Regions from separate parts of the Mus musculus genome. Here all the other regions are linked to region 2. Evidence: chromatin loops called from intact Hi-C (ENCODE). Cell type or tissue: heart. All regions are shown on one strand.

The links. A loop is a pair of places that touch in the nucleus more often than their neighbours do. Peaks named below come from ENCODE experiments on the same cell type or tissue, not always from the same donor. Only the 100,000 strongest peaks of a DNase experiment are listed, where the experiment ranks them.
Region 1: it touches region 2 in a loop (4-fold over the local background); 1 of 42 quality-filtered maps calls a loop at or near these places.
Region 3: a loop joins it to region 2, with 3 times the contacts of the local background. A loop is called at or near these places in 1 of 42 quality-filtered maps.

What each region holds. Positions count from the first base shown.
Region 1 is chr9:65,029,392-65,033,391 of GRCm38, forward strand. It overlaps Dpp8 (dipeptidylpeptidase 8), which reads left to right and starts at 3,067. Exons shown (of 21, transcript NM_028906.2): 1 at 3,067-3,232. Gm39362 (a long non-coding RNA gene) reads right to left here and starts at 2,021. Exons shown (of 3, transcript XR_870867.3): 1 at 422-2,021. In heart, a CTCF peak has its summit at 2,057 (motif pointing left); DNase peaks (open chromatin) are centred at 2,250 and 3,020; H3K4me3 peaks cover 1,398 bases; H3K27ac peaks cover 1,337 bases.
Region 2 is chr9:64,734,828-64,738,827 of GRCm38, forward strand. It overlaps Rab11a (RAB11A, member RAS oncogene family), which reads right to left and starts at 2,929. Exons shown (of 5, transcript NM_017382.5): 1 at 2,757-2,929. The coding sequence starts at 2,796. n-TQctg9 (a tRNA gene) reads left to right here and starts at 3,219; the gene lies at 3,219-3,290. In heart, CTCF peaks have their summits at 1,861 and 2,829; DNase peaks (open chromatin) are centred at 1,934 and 2,934; H3K4me3 peaks cover 2,541 bases; H3K27ac peaks cover 2,167 bases.
Region 3 is chr9:65,194,556-65,198,555 of GRCm38, forward strand. It overlaps Gm40527 (a long non-coding RNA gene), which reads left to right. Exons shown (of 3, transcript XR_870869.2): 1 at 1-920. It overlaps Gm25313 (a small nuclear RNA gene), which reads right to left and starts at 2,132; the gene lies at 2,017-2,132. In heart, no CTCF peak of the experiment used is centred here; DNase peaks (open chromatin) are centred at 1,246, 1,747 and 2,386; H3K4me3 peaks cover 625 bases; H3K27ac peaks cover 3,054 bases.

The sequences.
Region 1 (4,000 bases), 290 kb after region 2:
GCGGGCACACACATGGGTTCAAGGAACGGTCAAAACACTGGCAGACACAAGGGTTCAAGGAGTGGCCAGAGCATTGTGCACCTCTATTTTTCTAAATTAGTGAAGCTAGTTCTGCTAACAATGAAATCTATCTTGCCAATTTCAGGGCTTCTGTGACCTTTTACATTCTGTCAGGATCTTTCAGTGGGACACACACTGATGAGGGATGAGCTATGGGACACCCACCCCTGAGATGGGAGTTACTGGACACCTACCCCTGAAGAGACAATTCTCGATTGTGCTAAGCAGCTTTTATGTTCTTGGCAAGGGGGAAAGAAAACCACATAGGAAGCTGCAGGGAGAGATGTTGCATGAAATATTAGAGAAGTATCTTTCTAGCATTTTCCCAGGGGAGACAGCTTGGAACTCCGCACAAACCTACCCTCTCCACTAAGGCCCAGCTCAGCTCTGGCTAGGACCTCTGCTCCGTGGCTGTACGGACATAGGTGGTGTTGGCAAGATGCGGTGCTACAGACGCTGCCCTACAGCTTCACCAGAATCTGAGGGCTGTTTAGAAGCCTCGGTGCTGGGGGATTGAGTCCAAGGCTTCAGATGTGCCAAGCACATCTGTGAGGGGGAAGAGGAGGAGCTAGAGACGGGGTCACACTCTGTAGCAAGGCTTGCCTGGTCTAGAAAGCACTATATAAGCTGGGCTGGCCTCCATCTCACTGGATAGCTTAGGCTAAGCTCAAGCTCACGGCAGTTCTCTTATCTAGTTTCCCAAACAGGGACCTACAGGTGCAAGGCACCACACCCTGCTGCTAAGCACCTGTCCTACTGCAGAGATACAGTCCTAGCCGGGGAGGGTTTGTTTGTTCATCTTAACCACAGTGGAGGAGAGAGAAAATAACTCTGAAAACTTACAAATCTGAGTCTCTGTCTCTGTCTCTGTCTCTGTCTCTGTTGTCCAGACTGGTCCTGAACTCAGACAGAATCCTCCTGCCTCAACTTCCTGAGTACTGGGATTTCCAGCCTGTACCACCAGGCCTTTCTTCTAATTCATTATGAGGACGCAAACTGCACAAAAATCAGATGTGTCCTTTTCCCTCGCTCTTTGTGGGCCCAGATTTGAGAATAGCGTCAGCAAATGATAGAGAATCCATGAGCCCAAAGGAAATTCAAGATAGCACACTGTATTTTGATAATGGAGTAGGTGTATGTATTTAGAGTCTTAAAACGTGCTCTCAGATCAGAGACGTCAAATGGGATACTTAGAGAAAACCACTGTTCTTTTTCTCTTTTAAAAGATTTTATTTATTTTACATATATGAGAGTACTGTCTGTCCTCAGACATACTAGAAGACAGCATCGGATCCCATTACAGATGGTTGTGAGCCACCATGTGGTTGCTGGGAATTGAACTCGGGACCTCTGGAAAAGCAGTTGGTACTCCTAACCACTGAGCCGTCTCTCCAGCCCCTACTGTCCTTTCTTTTAGGGAGCTCAACATCAAAAAGAAAAAAGAAAAAAATTCAAGGGAAGGCTCCTTTAACCTCACAGTGGGTCAGTACACACTGCAGTAGGACATGGTGCCTGTGGGTCCTCTCTTAATGCCATTACAATAATCCCACTGATACACAGCTCCCAAAGACAGTAACAGGAACTGGGGAGGCATAGCTCCTCCACCAGTCTGGTCTCTGCCTACTTTCCCAGCTACCTTTACACTTCTTTCCCCACTCTTTCCCTCAGCTAACGTACAGTGTGGATTAGGAAATAAATGATGGGTCAAGGGACCTGCCTCTCAGTGTAGCAGCCACCTCCAGGCCTTATTTCTCCATCTTTCATGTCTCAGTGCCACAGGCATTGTTAGCTTTTATCACTACTGAATGCCAATGTTGTTATATCCATTTACAGAGAGAAGACCCCAACCCAACAAAGAATGGGTGGTCTACTAAAGATCTTTAACATTAAAGTTCTGGAGGCTAGAGAGATGATGGTTCAGAGGTTAAGAGCGCTGGCTGCTGCTCCAGAGGTCCAGAGTTTAATTCCCAGCAACCACATGGTGGCTCACAGTCATCTATAATGGGATCTGATGCCCTCTTCTGGCATGCAGGTGTACATGCTGATAGAGCACTCATATACATAAAATAAATAATCAATTAGTTAAAAAAAAAAAAAAAAAGAAAAAAATGAGCACATGATGAACAGTGTTGGTGAGCTTGAGATGGGTCCGCAGTGTGGAAAGGGGAAGCTTTGTGAGTTCTGGGCACTGCCGTAGCTAGGAGCCGGGACAGGACCCACCCGGGTTTTGAGGAAGTGACCAGGAAGTGTTTGCTGAGTTTGCTTGGTTTTGGTGGGAGGTGGTGTGGGCACTTATGGAGTATGGATTGGTGTTAATGTGTGTTGTGGAAATGTGACCCTCAAGGAGGAATGTATTTTAGTGCTACTGACGTAAATAAAATGTAAACGTCACTGAAAAAAAAATTAAAAAAAGAAAAAAGAAAAGAAAAGAAAAATTTCTGTATCCAAATTCACATTTGTTTGTTTGTTTTTTTCCGTCATAACTGTAATGCTGAGGTCTCCAAAGCCATGGTTGGCCTCTGTCATCTCAAAAAGGCAGGAATTTTGGCTTTCTGCTCTAACGCAGGGATGTGTGTGTGAGTGAGAGAGAGAGACAGAGAGACAGAGACAGGGAGACAGAGAGACAGAGAGAGGGAGACAGAGACAGACAGAGATTGGATATAGAGGTTGGATAAGCGCCTGCTGGACCTGGCTTGTTCTTTCAGAAATCTTGTAGGCCCAGGTGCCTGTACCTGCTGAGCCATCCCACCGGCCAGTGAACATGAAGTTTATTTACTTTGAGTAGCTAACAGAGGTGGGGTGAATGTTGCTTTCTCTTCTAACCTTGTATGTTTTCCCTCCTGTCAGGCAGTCCACGTGCGGCACCTCCTCCCGCCGCTCGGTGGCGCTGTGGGGCCCCCTCGCGCACAGAAGCGAGAGTCATCCTTTCTTGGTCCGGCCGCTAGCCTTCCTCTGTCGGAGGGCGGGGCTCGGGGAACCGGAAGTGCCGAGGCCTCCGGTGCTGTCTTCGCCTCCGCCGCTTTTAAGTCCCTTCGTCCGCTGCCTGGGGGCCGCGGGGGCCGCCGCCGAGGAAGCTGCTGTGGCCCCGACGGGAGCGGAGGCGGCGCGGCATGAAGCGGCGTAGGCCCGCTCCATAGCGCATCCGGACGGTCCGGGCGGGCCCGGGGGGAAGGTGCAGTATCCGCCCGCTCTCCCTCCCCTGCGCCCGCGAGGCCACGGAGCTCCGGCCGGCCGCCCTCGGGCCGCTCCCGCCGGGAGAGCGGGTGGCTGGGCCCCGTTGGCCGGAAGAGGAAGCGCACACTCGGATTGCGAGGCTGCCAACGTTCACTGGGCGCCCCTGAACGCTGGCTGCTGCCCGCTCGGACTCCCACGTCCGTTATCTTGATAGAGCCTGGCTTGGGTTGGGATGCCGGGGACAGTCCGGGCATTCGGAGGAGGAAACGGAAATCCGCAGAGGCGAAGGGGTTCGCCTGAGGTCCGCCAGTGGCGGATGGGATTCGCCTTTGGACTCGCTGCTTTCCCCTAGCCGGGTGTTCCTTCCTCCCTCCCTCCTGCTTCACTCTAGATCCATCCCTCCGCGCTCACTGTCTCGCTGCCATTCTGTTCCACGCATTCGCAGCAGGGTCCTTGCCCTTCCTGTCCAGCTTGCTCATCCTCTTTTAACTAAGCCTTGCTGTTCCTACTGTCCTCTCGCGCCACATTCGCTGCCACACCTCTCCTCCTTCCTCATTCATAGCTTTCAAGCCCTTTACGTCGGATAAACTTTCTCAGCTGTAGACACAGAAAAGTGAAATGGCTAGGCTCCAGTGAGGTGTGCAGGGTCTAGACGACTGATTGGTTCTTACCGTAAAAAGCTACGGGATGCCATTTCTAGAGACCCCACCCCAAGAATCCCGAAGCTCTTTTTAACACAATATGTCATTTTTCAGAATGAGGGGCT
Region 2 (4,000 bases):
TAAAAAGTGGAAACTCTTCTCAGCAGAATTTTTAAACACCCAGTCTCACACAGCAAAGTATACAAAAAAATAAAACCAGAACCCACATAGACACAAAATATTTCAGAAGTTTCTTGGTTCTGTGCTTCTTTATTAAAATTTACATGTTCTTTATAAAGATGTATTGATTAGTGAGTGAGGTGGCTCAGTGGGGAATGATGCTTGCTTACCACGCCTGATGACATGAATTTGATCCCTGAGACTGTCGGGGTGGAAGAAAAGAACTGACTCCCAAAATTTGTTCTCTTACCCTCAACATGTGCTATAGTACACACTAGCATACACAAGTCAGTAAATACAATTTTTTAAAAACTTTAGGAGCCGGGCATGGTGGCACATGCCTTTAATCCCAGCACTTGGGAGGCAGAGGCAGGCGGATTTCTGAGTTCGAGGCCAGCCTGGTCTACAAAGTGAGTTCCAGGACAGCCAGAGCCATACAGAGAAACCCTGTCTCGAAAAAACCAAAAAATAAAAAATAAAAATAAAAAAATTTTAAAAGATTTATAGCTCAAAAGTCGGACAAGAACTATAACTTCATTTATAACCACTGAGTCCTCACAAGAGCTAAGTTTTATAATCTCACTCCCCAAAAAGTATCACAGTATTTCCTTTACTGAGGAAACTGAGGCTCAAAAAAGTTGAGCTGGGAGAAATAGTATAATTATATCATAATCTCAAAAAGTAAAAAAATACAAAAAAAAGTTAACTTTTCCAAGGTTACAAGGCAAAGAAACATAAAACCCCCATGTTTTCTCATTGATCAGAGGATGGTCTAATCTAAAAATTAAACTTTAATTCCTTCGGCCAATCTAGGATAAATTAACATTCTTAGAAAAAATAAAGTTTTCTATAACCAACATTCACATTCCAAACCAAATAAGAGAAATAACTTCAAAAGGTACCACCATTACAAAGTACTTAAAAATAAAACTCCCTTGATTGACTAAACCTTAGGATTTAGGTAATTTCAAATAATCTCAAATGCCTTAAATAAACATCCTAGGTCTCCTATTTGTTTTTATTTTTTTTTAATTTTATCTTATTTTATTTTATTTTTTGAGACAGGGACTCACTATGTAACCTGGTTATCCTGGAACTCACTCTGTAGACCAGGCTGGACTGGAACTGCCTGCCTCTTCCTCCCAAATGCCGGGATTTTAAAAGCCTATACCGCCAAGGCCTGCTTTCCTAGTAGTATTTTTAAGGTTTGGTGCCTTCTTATCTATACATTACTTTCCAATATGGTAGTAAGGGTAACACTGAAGGTACTTACTCTATAAATAGAATATTCGGAGTAACTTTTGATAAGGGTGTACTAGCAGCTAATATGTCAAGACTTGTAAAGAATTTGGAAATGTTTCCTGCTTCTTCACTTAGTCCAATCACTCTTAGCACCCAATGGCAAAGCCAGGAACACTCACCATGCTTAACACTCTTGAAACTCCACCCTCCCCAGAAAAGCTTTAAAAGCAAGGGCTTCTTCCTCACTGGCAATGATCTTTGTTCAACAAATTACTGATGGCTGCCCTTCTAATTCAGGAGCAGAGCAAGGCTACGAAAGTGAGAGCGCATTCATGAACAAAAAAAGCGTTCACTGTACTCTCTCGTCACTGAGAACTGTATCCTTTCACTTCAGCTTCTTCGCGGACTCAACCCATAAGCAAGTCTCTATTTACATTCTTCCCTGTTCTGTCCACCGGCTCCACATTTCCCCCCATCCTGTAATAAATTCTTGATTTCACTAAAAGGGCACGCTAGCACTATAACCCTCTCTCACTGTTTGGGAAAGGTATGTGACCAACCAGGGTTCTTCCCTTCCTGTCGGATCCTCCCAGTATTGCAGCAGGAAGCAACCAGTCCACAGTGATAAGCTCGCTAGTATTTGTGCAGCGCACAACCTTTCCTGTTCGGGAACTGGGCCTTCAGGTCTGGCAGGGATAACAGCCACCACCCATCCGCAGCCCCTTCTCGAAAGCCAAGTAAAAGGAGTTATCCCGGTCTGGTTGTAGCTAGGCAGGGACAGAGATGAAAAGGGGGGGAAAAAAAAAAAAAAAGAAAAACGCGAGGTGGGAAGTCATCTGCTTGCCTGGACACTGCGACAAGTGCATGAACGCCAGGAGTGATGGACAGCCCCTCTTGCCCTCCCCTTCTCTCCCTCCCACCAGCCAGGTCGCTCCGGAGTGCTAAACATTAGTTGCCCGTCTGTGGGGAGGGAGGGGACAGTCCGCGGGTACTGACCTCGAGGTCTGCGGGGATGGGGGTGGGGGCCCGGGGACGGGCGAATCTGGCCGAAGCCCAGGAAAAGGCTCACGAGGAGGGAAGGGAAGAAAAGGGAAACGAACAGAAAAGAGAAAAAGCAACACCCCCGCCCCCCGAGCCAGTGGGTGTCCCGATATGGGTGCTCAGCCCAGGCAGGGGCCTGTCAGAGGGGGGACGTGAGACGAGCAGCAGCATCCAAGAGGAGGGGCTCGAGACGCCCAGGGAAGGAACTGCACGGCCGTGAGGGACGCAGCCATCGGGGAGGACATACAGAGAGGGGCGCCGCGGCTCGTCAGGCCTCCCAAGGGCGCGGGAACCCGGACGAGCGGCGGGACCCCCGACGGGGCGGCAGGAAGGAAGCGCCGAGGCGGACTCCGACCAGGGCAGGGCTGGCCCTGCGCGGGTCCCCCGGGAGTGTCTCGGGCCCCAAATGGGCTCTCGCTGGCCCACGGCCTCACCTTTAAAGAGGTAGTCGTACTCGTCGTCGCGGGTGCCCATGGCGCGGCCGAGGAGCTGAGGGGCGGGAGCGGCGGTGGCAACGGCGGCGGGACCAGGGGGCGTCGCTGCAGGGGTAACCCGAGCGAGCGAGGAGCTTCAGCTGCCGGACCCGGTGACGAGCCCCGCCCTGTATGCGTCACTTCCGGAAGGCCCCAGCCCCTCGCAGAAAGTACTTCCGGAGAGATGGCACCCCGCCCATAAGCTAGGCAGGGTGGAATGCGCAGGAGTGGACACCACATTCTCACCCGGCTTTGGGAAGGCATACAGGAAAAACAATCCTAAAATGGTCCTTGGAGCCTTTGGCTTGTTCTTCTCCCCAATCATTCAGAGAAGCGAAGTGTAAATCTTTTAGTATCTGGCTTCCGGTTGGGGGCGGAGTTTTGTCAGCATTAGAGACCCGAAGGCACTGCTGCCTCCGTGCTGGTTCCATGGTGTAATGGTTAGCACTCTGGACTCTGAATCCAGCGATCCGAGTTCAAATCTCGGTGGAACCTGCTCCCTTTTCTTCATACTTTTAACTCATATTGATTGTATTCTTTAGCTCATATTGAATAATAGAATAACCTTGTTATATCTGCTCTTGGATTGAACCACAGGTAGCCTTTACCTATGAAGACTACACTAATCAATCTTGTCAATTCAGTAGTATCTGATCTTCATGGAGACCTATTGAACTCTTTGGTTTTTCTTAGCCTTGGAGAAAGTTTGTTACTTGATTCCTTTTGCTGGAATTTTATACCCTCAGCTTCAGTTAAGGATAGGCACTCCTCACCCACTCAATCTCTCCACAAATCTATTGCACTATCTCCAGATGTCATTAAGAGAACTTCGCCCACCCTTTCTCATAAAGATTCAAGATCTTGAGTCCTATTTTCTGGCCTTCGAGCTAAGCCCGATTAAATAAATTTTAACACAAGAAGAATGGCAATTCCCATGTTAGCAAATATCAGTGTTAAGACTCAAGAAATTTGCCACAGCATCTCCTAATAATTTTGTTCTTGTTGTTTGAGGTGGTTTCACTCCCCCTCTGTACCCCAGAATATAGCTCAGGCTGGCCCTGCTGTCCTCCTCTGCCCCTTCCCACCTCCACCTCCGTCCACACAGAGGCATAGTCATCTAATAATTCCTGGGAAACAGATGTTTGTCATTCAGCCTACAGATGGAATTCAAATTGCTAATCAACTGACCTTAAGCAGAGATGTTA
Region 3 (4,000 bases), 460 kb after region 2:
AGAGAGAGAGAGAGAGAGAGAGAGCGCTAGCTGACTGCTTTACCATTAGGAAGCCACCAGTAAAGAAAACACAATTATTCCCAGTCTATAGGTGAGAACACTGAGGCCTCTCAAGGTTATGAGACTAGGCAGCAGGCTGTGGCACTTGTTAACAGGTCCTCAGTTTTGTCCAGTGGGCTCCCTCTGTGCTTATTCTAGCAATGGATATGAGGAGGTTTTAGATGAAGTATGTCTCTATGGGCCATCTTTGAAAAGCAGGACCTGATGGATTCATTACTGTTAGCTAATTATAATCCTTTATATCCTGTGTCTTTAGTCATCCCCATGGTGTCTTCATTAGTGATCCCTGGTCCAAAGTGCAATCAAAACTCTCCCTTCAGCTGGTACGAGGTCTGCCATCTCGGAGAGTGGTCCTGGTGTGGATGTGCCTTCCCACTGACTAGGGTCAGGGGTTTGGGACATAAAGAGCTCAGAAGCCTGCTACATCCTCTTTGATGTGTCACATGTGGACAACCCTAGTGGCAGCTTGTCTTATTTTAAGTTAGAGACCCAGGATCACCAGCCAAAGGCTTATTTTCTCTTTCTGGAGGCTTCACCAACCTGAAGGGATGAAGAGATGGGCAGGAATTAGCTCCTTCCAATGGGAATTAACCACAGGGAAACAGTCTTTGGGACTCTGACACAATGGGTGAGCTCAGGACCCATTCCATTCCGATCTGAGATGTGTGTGTTTCCGGTCCTTTCTGGAACATTCTGTGTTTGCCTCCCTCAAGGCCTGACACCCACACCTCTGCCCTAACAAGGCCTTCATGACTCTTGGGCAGACTGCTCCCACCACCCTCCACAAAGCGCTTGCCTGCTAGCATGCATGAGACTGCCGTTAAGCTGAAGTCAAGCATGCCCAGCAGTTCCACTCCTAGGTATGTATGTGAACATACATGTGAATGTAAGTGACTGCATGGATGTGAGTGTGTGCATAAGCGCACGTGTGTGTAAGTGCCTGCATGTTATTTACAGAAATGTTATGCAGGTGTGTTTACATGGCTCTGTGACAGCTTGCATATGAGGATGCATGTGTGAGTGTTTGCATGGAAGTGCACTGTGTGAGCCTGCTTATGAATGTTGTGTGGGCGCGTGCCAGCATCTGCCGCCCGTCAGGCTTGGATTGACCTTGCAGTATGGTTCTGTCTCTGCTATTTTCGTCACCACAGGAAGCCTGTCTGAGTCAGGCCCCACAGGATGGACAGCCTTGTAGTCACTAAAGGCCAGGGCGGTTCTTACAGACCGAGTGCACTTTGGTTCTGCCACTCTCTGATCTCTACTTCCTGGAGCTCAGCACTTAACTTCATGAAATGTCAGAGCCTAGGGCACAGCGGGTGGGAGTGTCAGACTATCTGATTCACCTGACAAATAGGGGAGACCAGGCCCTAGTCAGGTTCCTGCTGTTTAAACACTCAGGACTGCAGAGACTGCACAATATTTAGCTCCCAGCTAGCTGAGAACAGCATCTCCCCAAATCTTTTCTCTCCCTGCCACAACAACCTGGAGTCTTTTGTCAGCCTCAAAGTCAAGTCCGAAACATTGGCTTCCCTGGGACCTTCAGCCCTAGCCCTCAGGCTGGAAAAGGGGGTCCACCAGAGGAAACACTGCAATATGATCCGGCTATACCCCTCTCCATCATCACGGAGTCTTTCATTGGGTCTGACTTAGCCCCTCTCTTCAAGAGAATGTTGGTCTGGTGCTGAGCAGAATTTTAACTGTGGCTAATGGTAAGCTTGTTTTTGATCAAAGTCCATGTATGCCCTGAAGCTTGCTATATAGACCAGGATGGGCTTAAAATCTACATGCCTTCTCCTCACAGTTTTTTCCCCTTAAAACACACACAAGCACACACACAAGCTGTCTACCAGAGCTCTATTTCAACGCTTGGCTGTGTAGGTCACTTAAAGCAGTGAGTAGATATACAAACTATCAGTAATGCACAGTAGTAGTTCTGTTGTTAGACATTCTAAATATAGCCTTGCCGAAACAAGGCCTCAAAAAATTGGTTTAAGACTCAGAGTTGTTCCTCTCCACGGAAATCTTTAGTAAAAGGCGAAAGATTTATACGATCTGAAGAGAAACCAGAGTATGCTTACCAGTACTGTAACTCACAGCTCGGGTAAGAACAACTCCTAGCACAGTGATGGTGTCCACTTGACTCGCAACTATTCTAGCTAAACAGAACCACTCTTTTTGTTTTATAAATTTAATCTAACTTTCACGGAGATATTCTCAGAGCAACACATTAATTTTTCGATATGTTTTTGTATTGTGCGCAGTGTTCTGTGGGTATGCAAATAATATGGCGGCCCCGCCCTGCGGACACGGGCGGGGGCGGTGCCTCCACGCAGTGTCCGGCTGGGCCACCAGAGGGCGACGCCCAGAACTGGCTGGTAGTTCAAGTCTGAGAATCAGATTTTTATAGTCTGTGTTTCTGTACATCTATGTTTTATTAACTTAAAATCTACATTTGTTTTATTTTTACTCTTGTGATGCTGGGGATTGGAAGTAGAGCCTCACACGTATTAGACAAGCACTCTACAACGAGCTATATTCCCAACCCTAATTACTGCAATAAATTTGAACAAGAGCATACCATTCAACTGTGAGGTCACTAAATCCCGGCTCTTGCTTTAGTGAGAGCGAGAGGTGGGTTTAAACAGTGTACCACTTTCCTGTTTCCTGGATTGCACGGCGAGCATCTGAGTAGCTTGTGGGTGTAGTGGATTTAAGTCGTGTGCTCAGCGCTTCACTTTGCTTTCTTATCTGTCATTTAAGAGTCTGTGACCACGCTGGCTTTAAAATTGGAGCTTGCGGGCTAGTGAGATGGCTCAGCAGGTAAGAGCACCCGACTGTTCTTCCAAAGGTCCTGAGTTCAAATCCCAGCAACCACATGGTGGTTCACAACCATCTGTAATGAGGTCTGACGCCCTCATCTGGTGTGTCTGAAGACAGCTACAGTGTACTTACATATAATAAATAAATAAATCTTAAAAAAAAAAATTGGAGCTTGCAGCCAGGCATATAGTGCATGCCTTTAGTCCCAGAAGTTGGAAGGTAGAGGCAGGCAGATCTCTGTGAATTTGAGGCCTGGCTACAGCCTGGTCTACATAGTGGATTCCAGAACAGCTGTGCAGACCCTGTCTCGAATGAATAAATGAATAAATGAATAAATGAATGAATGAATGAATAAATAAATAAATAATACAATTGTAGCTTGAACACTAGTTCCGGTTTCCTGTTGACCACATTACTGCTGTGGACAAGACCTTGTGGGTCTTTGACCCTGAACTTTTAAGACTCCCTGTCCTTTCCCTGGTGGTTTTCAGTGGCGCCCAGGACCTGCCCACCCTGACCCTGTGCTTTTTGTGTATTGGTGACTCCGGTTGGCCTCAAACTCCTCCTGCTTTTGCCTCAGTCTCAAATACTGGGATCACAGACACACACCACCACACCCAGTGCTGGCCACCTCTCCTCAGTCGCAATGAGGTGAGTCAGCAGTTCTCGCCTCCAGTAGCAGGTCTTGGACCTTTTAGTTTGGAACAGCTGTAACAAAAAAGTGACAGCCATGTCCCCTTGTGACTGCGGGGCCCTTGAAACCTTAGTGCATCTGGGAAAAGAGTGCTGTTGAGAGACAGGCTCTTACGCTGCATCTGAGGCACACTCAGCTCCTGAACTATTTTTTAAGCATTTCGTTTTTTGTTTGTTTTTGTTTGTTTTCTTCTCTCTCTGGCCCTGCTCACTCTAGCCCAAAGATTTATTTACTTATCATATGTAAGTACACTCTAGCTGTCTTCAGACACACTCAGAAGAGTGCATCAGATCCCATTACAGATGGTTGTGAGCTACCATGTGGTTGCTGGGATTTGAACTCAGGACCTTCGGAAGAGCAATCTCTCCAGCCCAGCTTTTTTTCTTCTTCTTCTTTTAATTTTATTTATTGTTGGTTTGGTTTGGT